Regions from separate parts of the Homo sapiens genome. Here region 2 is linked to region 1. The links are chromatin loops, found by intact Hi-C in ENCODE. Cell type or tissue: PC-3. All regions are shown on one strand. Each heading gives the region's core, and the rest is flanking DNA. Links, peaks and the distances in the headings are about the cores only. Region 1 has its middle 100 kb from the start of FN1. Region 2 overlaps LINC00607 (long intergenic non-protein coding RNA 607).

Region 1 (5,384 bases), core at 315-5,314:
AATATGGGGCTTTGCTATTAGAAATAATCTTGGTAGATGCAAATGGTATTATAATGGCTATTTTAAGCAATCTGAACGTATATTTTACATCTTTTACTAGAATTTGCTACTGTTATTTCAGATATTTTGATTGTTGTTATTTAATAATGATTCTAAAAGTATTCATGTTTTGAAATCTCATTGGAAATGGCAAGCTATGAATGACTGGCCTTCATCCAGACTTTTGGAACAATCACATACTGACTCACTGGGGTCTTGTTACATCCAGTCTGGATTTCAAACTATATATTCAAGCCAATTTCTTCAATCTACAGTGTTATGTCACCATATTTGGGCAAGGACTGAAGTGGTTCTAATATAAGCTTCTAGAAAAGTGAAAAGTTGAAGCAAAATTTTTTTTTCTCTTTATACAAAGTTAAATCACCATGTTTTGGATGCCACACATGAAGTTAATTTTAATGTCCTCATCTATTAGAGTTAAGAGACTTAAAAAAAAAAACTGATGATGTTAAAATCTGTATGTTGCCTTCCCCCAACCCCGTCCCTCATTGATGTTCTTAGCAGAAGTGACCCAAGATCTACACTGGATCTTAGGTGAAGATGGGCATCCTTTTGCTTATATTGAGTTAATGGTGGAAATAATTCTATCTCTATTTGGATACCCTATTAATATCTGAGTCCTAACTCTTAGGATAGACATATAGGCTCAACGTTAAATTGGCTCTTTCAGGAAACACATGAGGCACAGAAGTTGAGTACCTTTATGCCCATGGCTTAGGAATATACTCCCTGAACCTCCTCTGATATGACTTTAGTATCAGATTTTTCTTTGTCAATTATGTGACAAATATTTACTGAGTCCCTTCTATGTGCCAGGTACTCAAATGGGTGTTGGAGATACAGTGGAAAACAGATAAGTATCATCCCTGCCTTCATGGAGCTTATAGTGTAGTGACAGAGACTAACATTAAACATTAAAGAAATAATTACATAAATATGTACTTAATATTAAATAAACAAATAATTACATAAATATCTATTTAATTACAATTACAAAATGGTTATAAAAGTAGGGGAAATGCCCCGTCTCTACTAAAAAATACAAAAAATTAGCCAGGCATGGTGGCGGGCACCTGTAGTCCCAGCTACTCGGGAGGCTGAGGCAGGAGAATGGCGTGAACCCGGGAGGCGGAGCTTGCAGTGAGCCGAGATCTCACCACTGCACTCCAGCCTGGGCGACAGAGGGAGACTCCGTCTCAAAAAAAAAAAGAAAAAAAAAAAAGAGGGGAAATAAAATACTAGTAGAGTGCATAGAAGAGGAATGTAGTTTGATTTGGGGGATCAGGAAAGAAATTAAGTTTTAACTGAAGGCCATTGGGTGGTAAGTGATGGGAAAATGGGAAAGTGGTGCTGGCAATGTTGGCAAGTGTCAGATATTAAGGGCTTCACAGATGAGGTTCAGGATTTGGATCTTTATCTCAAGACCAATTTAGAAACAATGAAGGGCTTTAAGGAGGAGGCATGACCAGATTGTTATTTTGTGATCACTCGGGCCACTATGTAAGAGAATAAACTTGAAGGAGCCAAAGACGACGCAGGAGACCAGTAAATATGTTAATGCAATAGACCAGACAGAAGATAAAGGTGGCTGGGACTCAGGGATGATAAAGAGAAGTGGGTGGTGTGAAGTATATTTATTCATAGAACTTATTTGGGGGTGGAGAGGAGGTAAGTGAGAAGAAAGCACAAAGATGACTCTGGCTCCCAAGTTTATGAAATAAGCAACAGCATGAAAAGAGTTCTCTTTCTTCAACTTTGATGGGAGCTTGGTTGAAGGGGAATAGGGAAAGTTAATTCTGATGTTAAATGTTTGCATTTTGAAACATCTTAAACAGTGAGAAGAGAGGTAGGAAGCCTAGGCTTCAAAATGGTGGGTGAGGAATTCACAAGAAACTCTGGGCTAGGGAGTTCCATTTGGGAGTCACTCATTTGAGCATTTTAGACCTATGCCATGGAATTAAAGTGCTAATTTTGTCTTCCACTGTCCCACCAAAATATATTCGGTGAGTGAAGTTCTCCATCTGTAGATGAAAACATGGACCACAACCATCGTAAGATATCTTTGTGCTTTTCTAGACATAAAAGATGTTTGCAACTGACTCTTCTTTGGGTACTTTCATGGATTCTTTCAAGAGCGCTCATTACTGGGAGCTTCCTATCCCTGAATTGTCACTTCCTTCTTCAGGTGTCAGCACAGTTGGGTTCTAGTGAGGACTTGTCTTCCTTGCTGGATGATTGCTTTCTCTCTGGGTCCTCACATGACAGCATGACAGAGAGAGAGAGAAAGAGAGATTTCTCTTCTTTACAAGACCACAGTCCTGTTGAATTAAGGGCCCACTCTTATGACTTCATTTAACCTTGCATCCTACAGACCCTGTCTCCAGCTACACTAGGAATTAGGGCTTCGACATATTAATTTGGGGGGAACACCAATTCAGACCACAGCAATGGGAAACACTCATACAGCCATTTCCTAAACAAACTAATGACCATCTCTCCTTTACTCCTGACAGCGGAGCAGCCACTGGCCCTTCATTAAATTTCCAAGAGAATTCAGACACCTGACTATTGTATCCCCCAATTCACATATGCACAGCAAAAATTTATTTAATGCAAAATTATACAATGATTTTCAGCCACAACAATAATATTGTACAAGTAAATACAAATAAAGTATCATTTTTACTAATCTATTAACAATAATTTTAAAAAGTTAAAAATATCTGTTGTTGATGAGGTTATGCAGAAAGATGCATTTTTGGAACTTTTTGAGGACCTGTAAATTGATACAACTTTTTATAAAGCAATTAGGTGATATTTATGAAAATATTGAATTGACATACCTTTCGCCCAGTTCTCAGAATTTAACCTCTAGTAATACTTTTTCATAAGAAAGTCCTTGCTGCTTTACTATTACTTGTAATAGGAAAGAAAGACAGACAGAGGAGGGAGGGAGGGAAGGAAGGAAGGTAGAAGGAAGGAAGGAAGGAAGGAAGGAAGGAAGGAAGGAAGGAAGGAAGGGGAAAAGGAAATCATTTATGGCAATCAGAATTCTGACAGGAAACAACTCAGTTCAAGTTAATAAAGTGACTAATTTATGAGATGCTAACATGGATAAGGTGGTGGTGTTCTGGTGCACAATTCTTCCCATCGTTACATTTGGTGACCTCAAGTTGGTATCCTGAAATCAGAAACTGCAAAAGTATTTATACCCACAGAAATTGCCAAATCCTAAACATTTACTGGTTATAGGACTTTGTAAGAGACAGTAAGTCATGCAGATTAGCAACAGCTGGAAGCCATCACCACCTCTAGGCAAAGAAAGGAACTATGTTAACAGAACCAGAATGGAGGCATGGTGAAGGAATTATATTTAGAACAGCTCCGTCACTTCCAGAAAATGCAGCTCAGTGAGGAAGGAAATGGAAGAAATATCATGACCTCTTTCCCCCAACCCCAAATCCGCCATGCTTTCTATTGGCTAAACCCGACCAGAGGCCAAGGTTCAGCATCCTAGAGCATAAAGAACTATAGATTAAAGCAGAGAATAAGCTGTGAAGCAGGCAAGCAGACAATAACCAGCATGTTATTCAATATCCATCAAGAAGGAATGAGTTATACACATTGTAGGACATTCATTAAAATGAATTATCGTGCATATATGAAAATGAATGATGCAGATCTGTGCAGGTTTCTTTGTATCATTATTAAATGATAAAAAGTAAGTAAAGAGTAAGTTACAGAAAAGTATGAGTTTTTAATTCTATTTTTGTAAAAACTATATAAATACATATACTTTTTTTCAGAAGCCAAACAAAATATTTAGAAAAATATACATGCCAAACTCTCTTTTTTTTTTTTTCTTTTGAGATGGAGTTTTGCCTTGTTGCCCACGCTGGAGTGCAGTGGTGCGATCTTGGCTCACCACAACCTCTGCCTCCCGGGTTCAAGCTATTTTCCTGCCTCAGCCTCCCGAGTAGCTGGCATTACAGGCATGCGCCACCATGCCCGGCTAATTTTGTATTTTTAGTAGAGACGGGGTTTCTCCATGTTGGTCAGGCCGGTCTCAAACTCCCAACCTCAGGTGATCTGCCCACCTCGGCCTCCCAAAGTGCTGGAATTACAGACCTGAGCCACTGCTTCCAGCCCTTGCCAAACTCTTAAAGTGATTACTTTTAGAGCATGGGATTGATCAAAGAGGACTTGCACTTTCTACTTTCGATTTCTAATTGTTTGAATTTATAAACATCTATTTATAACTTTTTAAAACAACAAAGCAGTCTGTGTCTGTTTTTTCCTCTCAAAGCATAATGACACTAGGATTGGCAATGCTTTCATATGTGTCATCTAAAAGGAAGAATTATTTTTTCCCCTTCAGCTATGTCCCCTGAGGATTCTTCTAATTGTTCTGTGGAATGTGGAGATGTCTGTGCATTACGTGACTATCTGAAAATCAGCGATTTCAGGTAGTCATTGAGGGAATTATCAACTGAGGGGTGTGCATCAATTCACGTAAAGACATTCTATAGGACTCGAGAGCAAATTTTTGGTGAAGTGGCAGAGGTGTTTTTAGCACTGTACCTACAATTAAAGCATCATGAACTGTAGGAATAGGTTTTAAATTCTCAAGCTCCACTATAGGTTTTTATGTATTGCCTTTGTTTCTATTTAGCCAAAATAGAGAAATACGATGATAATTATTGAAATTTCAATAACCCATCCCCAGTATTTTTGGGTAATGTGTTTAGAAAATAAAGCATTTTGAAAAATGATTCCCACAACACAAAATTATTTTACCAACTAAAACTAATAAAGCTTTTATTCCTGATATTGAGTGCATATAAATCATTCCAGTTAGGGCCCTTTTTTGGCAAAGTTAGATTTTTTTCTATAGACAAGAAGGGCCATGTAATGTTTATTAGATATATGAACAAAAATAATCAGTGTTTTCAAAGCCAACAATGCTTCTGAACTTGAATATATTTAGATTTCTGAGACGGCTGAATTATAACCAACATGGAAAAGAAAACATCACTAAACATTCTTTTGACCAAAATACACACTCCACCCTTCAGCCACTTCCTCATGCAAGCATGTGGACATAAATGTTTATTTGCCTGACCTTGTCTGCTTGTTAACTAGTCATCATAGCTAATTAGAGGACTCCAGGTCTAGTTTGCCCACACTTATCAATGAAACATTGTTAACAGATTCTAGGAGCAGCTATGATAATTTTATCATCACCCCATCATAAGTAAACATCATGAAAATGAAATATTTTCCTCTAGAGATTTATTACTGAAATGTCACATAATGCAAAGCAA
Region 2 (5,384 bases), core at 163-5,162, 210 kb before region 1:
GTAAATGAGGAGTAAGGTGAGAGAGGGCACTAAAGAGAGGATAACTAATCAATCAATCATCAATTTCGACCAAGCCTCTCCAGTTGTGCTTGGCTCCTCTGAGGTTAGGAGACATGAGGAAGGTGAATTTTCAGTTTCCATTTTGATTATTTTAGAAAATACTGAGCAAAACGGCAAGCACATCCTGGTGACCTTTGGGAGCTCTTTCTACATGGAGGGGCACAGGGGCAGCAGTGTTTGAGGACTGTTAGGTGGAACCTACAATTCTGCCTTCGTCCGCCTACATCTGATCTATATATTTAGTAACGATTCTGAGTCAGGAAGTTAGGAAAGTTTTCATGCACTTCATTTGTATCTGTATTTGGCTAAGTTTGTGAGTTGCTATGAGGAAATAAACAAACAAAAGCAGCTCTCCCTCTCCTCCGCCCCCACGCGCCACTCCATGCAGGACAAGGGCTCCAGGCTGATGACGGTGGCTCCGTTTCCCTGACTTACTTCATCCTCTCCTACAGCTCTTTCTGCTTGGAAGCTCAGGGGCTGAGCAGAGGCCCCAGGGCTGTGTCACTATGGAGAAGAAGGCTGCGAGATCGCAGTGTGAGCACTGACTCCCTGTCCCCACACCCCGGCTGCCTTGTTCTTCACCCCTGCCTGCAGCCTTAGCCCTGCTCCAGACTGTGGGACCAGACCTGTCCCTTGTTGGGAAACTGAGGAGTCCAGCAGCATTGGTTACACACTGATGAGCTGCCCTGCTCTGACCTCGTGCTCCAGTTCTGGTAACTGGGCTTCTGCTTTGACCTATGATCCCACTGGGTAGTGTTTTGTCACCCTGACTTGTGTCCCTGCCCTGAGTTTCAGTTTGTCTAAGCCTGAGGTCATTCCTCTGAACTTTAGCTCCTTAGCTAAACTCTGCTCACACCTGTCCCCTATTTTGACCATCCACTGGGCAGCCTGTTTAATGCTTTGTGTTCTGTTTTCTCCTTGGTGCTCAGCTGCTGGTACATCATGGCTCCACTTCCCTGAGGCTAACTCTCCTCAGATTTTGACCCCTGGGATCTACCCTGATTATTTGGTAACTGTACCTCTATTTTACTTAGGATTCTCCACTTAGGGATTTACTTAGGGTTACCACTGAATGGTAGAGCTTCAAGCCTGCTATTCCTATACGCCACTACTTACCTTGCCTTTGGAGATTTCTTTAAAAAAAAAAAATTGACTGCCGCTGCTATGTATTAATTGAGATTCATTTGATTAAAGGGGGAGAAACAGACTTTGTCCAGTTTAAGTAAAAAGAAAAATGTATTGAGAAGATCTGAGTTTAAAAACCAAACCTCAGCAGGGTAAGAAGTAGGGAGGCTCCAGAGACCTTAACTGTGGGAATATCTGGACTTTCCCTTTAGGATGCTCTGTGGCTCAGCTCCAGGACCCTCAGGTGCCGGTCCTCTGAACACAAATCTCCACATTTCCAGGAAAGACAATATGATTAGCCCGGCTTCATTTAGGCATTCAGCCCTGAAGAAAGTAGCCCTGGCTCATGTCACCAAGTAAAGACACGACCTCTGGAACTCACCTCACTGAATCGGGGCAAGTCCCTGGGAAGGGGCCAGGGATGTGAACTGAGAAGTTCACTCCAAGAGTCACACCAGGCATGATCATGCTGGCCTCAGATGACACGCCTCTCCTAGCATGCACCCCCAGCATGACCTTAGTTCCTCCAGCACAGCTGAAGCATTTTTAAAGGCTCTCACAGAAGGCTAGATTTTTAACAAAAACATCGAATAAAAGAGGAACATAAAATGAGAAATACACTTTGTAAAGTAAGATGCGTTAGTCTTCAGCTTGAGATATCTTACCGGATGCCTTCTTGTCTTCTTCAGGGCTGGGTTTGTGTGTCCAAAGCCATCTTTAAGCTTTGCTCCCAAGCCAACTGAGCCAACTCAAAGTTCAGAGGGAGAGAGAAAGGCTAGGAATTCTGTCCTATCTGGCTAAGGCCTGCCTTCAGAGTGCCGTTTTCCCACCTCCTCCTCAGATAAGTGTGACACTGGGACTAGCCTCTCTTTTCAGGAGTAAACCTCTTCCCTTTCTACAGGAGTATGGTCTGGCCTGATGTTTAAAAAAAAAAATACTCTATCAGGGCCGCTTGGGCGCAGCTCACATCTATAATCACAGCACTCTGGGAGGATGAGGCGGGAAGATTGCTTGAGCCCAGGAGTTTGAGACCAGTCTGGGCAACATATGGAGCTCCTGTCTCTATAAAAATAAAAAAAAAATTAGCTAGGTGTAGTGGCATGTGCCTGTAGTCCTGGCTACTTGGGAGGCTAAGGTGGGAGGATTGTGTGAGCCCAGGAGATCAAGGCTGCAGTGAGCTATGATTGCACCATTCCATTCCGGCCTGGATGACAGAGTGAGACTCTGTCTCTGAAAAATAAAAATAAAAACTAAAGCTCCATGCAGCCAATGAAAACATATATATATGTATATATACAGAGAGAGAGAGAAAGAGAGAGAGAGAATCTATCAGAGCACTACCTAGTAAGCCCAACCTAGTAGTCCCGCTATTTATCCACAGGATAGTCACATCTAGTAGCAGGAGATTGATTTATTCTATCACCCAAATGCTAGGACATCTGTGATTTTGGTCCCGGTCATCTCACTGTGGCTTACTGCCATGACTACTGTGTTATAATCTGATTCAGAGTCAACATACACTGACTGTATGTGGGTGATCTGCCAGGCTCCATGGGTAAACATTTATACCTGTGTTATTTAATTCATTATTTAACACAAGTCACATAAGATTCTCTTGGAGAAAGTGTGGTAGCCAAATCTGTTTGGTTAACACTGACTCATCTGCCTTTCTTTTGCAGGCCCAGAATACTCAGTACCTCTCAATGACCCTCAGACGCTGTAGGAAGAGGATTGGTTCACCTTTTAACCCAGAATTTCTCACATTGAATGGTTAGTGTAATCCTTTTCTGTCTAGTCATATTTTTGCTGAACTAGCTTTCAATGGAACACTTTTAAGGAAATGAGAATTTAATTTAATGTTGCCAGCATTTCTGTGAAGAAGGTGCCATTAGTCTCATTTCACAGATGGGAAGACAGAGCCCCACCTCAGAGTCCTCGTACAGCTTGGCCAAGTTCATTGCGTGGCTCTGTGGAGCTCTGATCTGGGTCCTCTGAGTCCAAATCTATGCTTTTTCTGCTGTGCCTGGATCTCCACAGGCTTTGAGACTTGCCAAATTCTGCTGTGTGCCAGATCTGGATGCTGATTATGTTTCATGCTTTTGTTTCACTATGAAACCCTAGGTTTGGGTTGCAAATCCCTAACCAGCCAGAGAGAAAGCACTAAAAGGTGACCTCCCTGGGTAACTTCCAAGGCCACATGCAAACTCCTCTCCTGTTTCCTCTCCTGCTGCCGGCTCCACACACCTCCAGTTATCTCCATTCTTCATTCTAACTTGGCAGGCGATGCACTACACTAGGCCTGTTTCTAACATGGTACCCCACGCCTCCTGGTACCCCACAACATGTGTCATCTTCCTCTCTCCTTGAGTGTTGACTAGACCAAGTGACTCACTTCTAACTAACAGACTATGGCAAACGTGATGGGCTGTCCCCTCCAAGGTTAGATTAGGTACTTGTCAGCGTCTTCCAGAGAAACAGAGCATGTAATGTACAGCATGCAATTATAGAGGTCAGTAAGTCTCAAGATCCCCAAGATCTGCAGGTGGAGTCTACAAGCTGGAGACCCAGAAGCTGATGGTGTAGCTTTCATCCAAACGCTGGCAGGCTCGAGACCCAGGAACAGCCAGTGTTTCCGTGTGAGACCAAAAGAAGGAAACAGCTGATATCCCAGTTCAAAGGCAGTCAGGCAGGAGGAGTTCCTTCTTGGTCGAGTGAGGGTCAGTCCTTTTCTTCTATTCAGGTTTTCAACTGACTGGATGAGGTCCACCCATGTTGAGGAGAGCAATCTGCTCTACTCAGCCTACCAATTTAAATGTTCATTTCATCCTCACAAAGACACCCAGCATAATGCTTAACCAAATATCTGGGTGGCCAAGTAAGCTGACACACAAAATTAGCCATCACAGGTTTCAAAAATCTTCCGTGACTTCTTCTGTCTTGGTCGCACTCTCTCTGGTCCTCTCTGCTTTCTTGCTCTGCTGAAGCAAGCTGCCAGGTTGTGGGCTGTCCTATAGAAAGCCCCACATAGCAAGGAACTGAGGTAGCTTCCAGCCAACAGCCAGCAAGGAGCAGAGACCCTGAGTCCAACAGCTGGTGAGGAACTTCGTCCTGCTGATAGCCATGTGAGTGAGTTTGGAGGCGAGTTCTTACCTGTCTGTTGAGCCTTGAGATGACTGTGACCCTGGTTGACATCTTAATTATAACCTGTTGGATCCTAAAGCAGGGAACCCAGCTAAGCCATGTCTGGATTCCTGGTCTATAGAAACCATGAAATAATAAATGTTATTTTAACACATTTCATTTTGGGGTGATTCTTTTTTCAGCTCTAGATAACTAACACATCTCCAAACTTTTACTAGAAGGGATACCCTCATAGCTGAACAAATTCTACCTATGACATTTAGACAGTACAGTTTAGGGAAGAATACTTACTGAAAAAAATGAGACAAATTCAGAGGAAACTGAAACACAACTTTTCGGAATATTCCGTATCAGCTATCTTGCAATGTGCCCTTTCTTTCTCCACCCACCACTTCCCCAGAGTCATGGTACCTTTTGCTTGTGCCCTGCCCAATCCCACACAGCATAAATCAGTCAGCATCAGACCAACATATCTAGAGACACACTCTATGATTCTTTGTCAGAAATGAGGTGATAATTGATTTGTTTCTGTCTTCAAGGACTATAATAGGTGAAGTGAATGTGACTTTTTTGTTCCCTTTGGGAATCTTGACTACAAAATTATATTTTTCTGCATCACACAAAGGAGCAAAGCATATGCTTGGTGCTATGGACACCTAGTTTTTCATGGAACCCGTACCCAAATGTCCTGGAGCCTCCGTTTCTTTGTTTCTTCATTTTTCAGCTGTAAATTGAAGTAATGAGTCCTCATAGGATTTATGGGAGTATGAGATACTATATCAAAAGGATTACCTGAAATTACATGTATAGCAAAGGGCTTGTGCATAGTAATTCATTTAAAAAAGAAAGTTCTGGCCAGGTGCAGTGGCTCACTCCTATAATCCCAGCACTTTGAGAAGCCAAGGCAGGAGGATCCCTTGAGTTTAGGAGTTCTAGGTTACTATGAGCTATGATCATGCCACCGCACTCCAGCATGGATGACAGAGCAAGACCTTATCTCTTAAAAAAATTAAAAAGTAGCACAATAGCAGAGAATGTCTACCTTAATCTTTAGATAC

What was found. Hi-C counts contacts between places; a loop is a spot of excess contacts. Peaks named below come from ENCODE experiments on the same cell type or tissue, not always from the same donor. Only the 100,000 strongest peaks of a DNase experiment are listed, where the experiment ranks them.
Region 2: a loop joins it to region 1, with 6 times the contacts of the local background. A loop is called at or near these places in 1 of 110 quality-filtered maps.

Annotation. Positions count from the first base shown.
Region 1 is chr2:215,535,724-215,541,107 of GRCh38, reverse strand. No RefSeq gene overlaps it. Among named protein-coding and RNA genes, the nearest start is that of FN1, 100 kb to the right of the region's middle. In PC-3, for the core only: a CTCF peak has its summit at 3,359; a DNase peak (open chromatin) is centred at 3,207; H3K27ac peaks cover 3,300 bases.
Region 2 is chr2:215,744,875-215,750,258 of GRCh38, reverse strand. It overlaps LINC00607 (long intergenic non-protein coding RNA 607), which reads left to right. Exons shown (of 10, transcript NR_037195.1): 2 at 1-16; 3 at 2,865-2,955. Among named protein-coding and RNA genes, the nearest start is that of LINC01614, 30 kb to the right of the region's middle. In PC-3, for the core only: no CTCF peak of the experiment used is centred there; a DNase peak (open chromatin) is centred at 2,768; H3K27ac peaks cover 1,767 bases.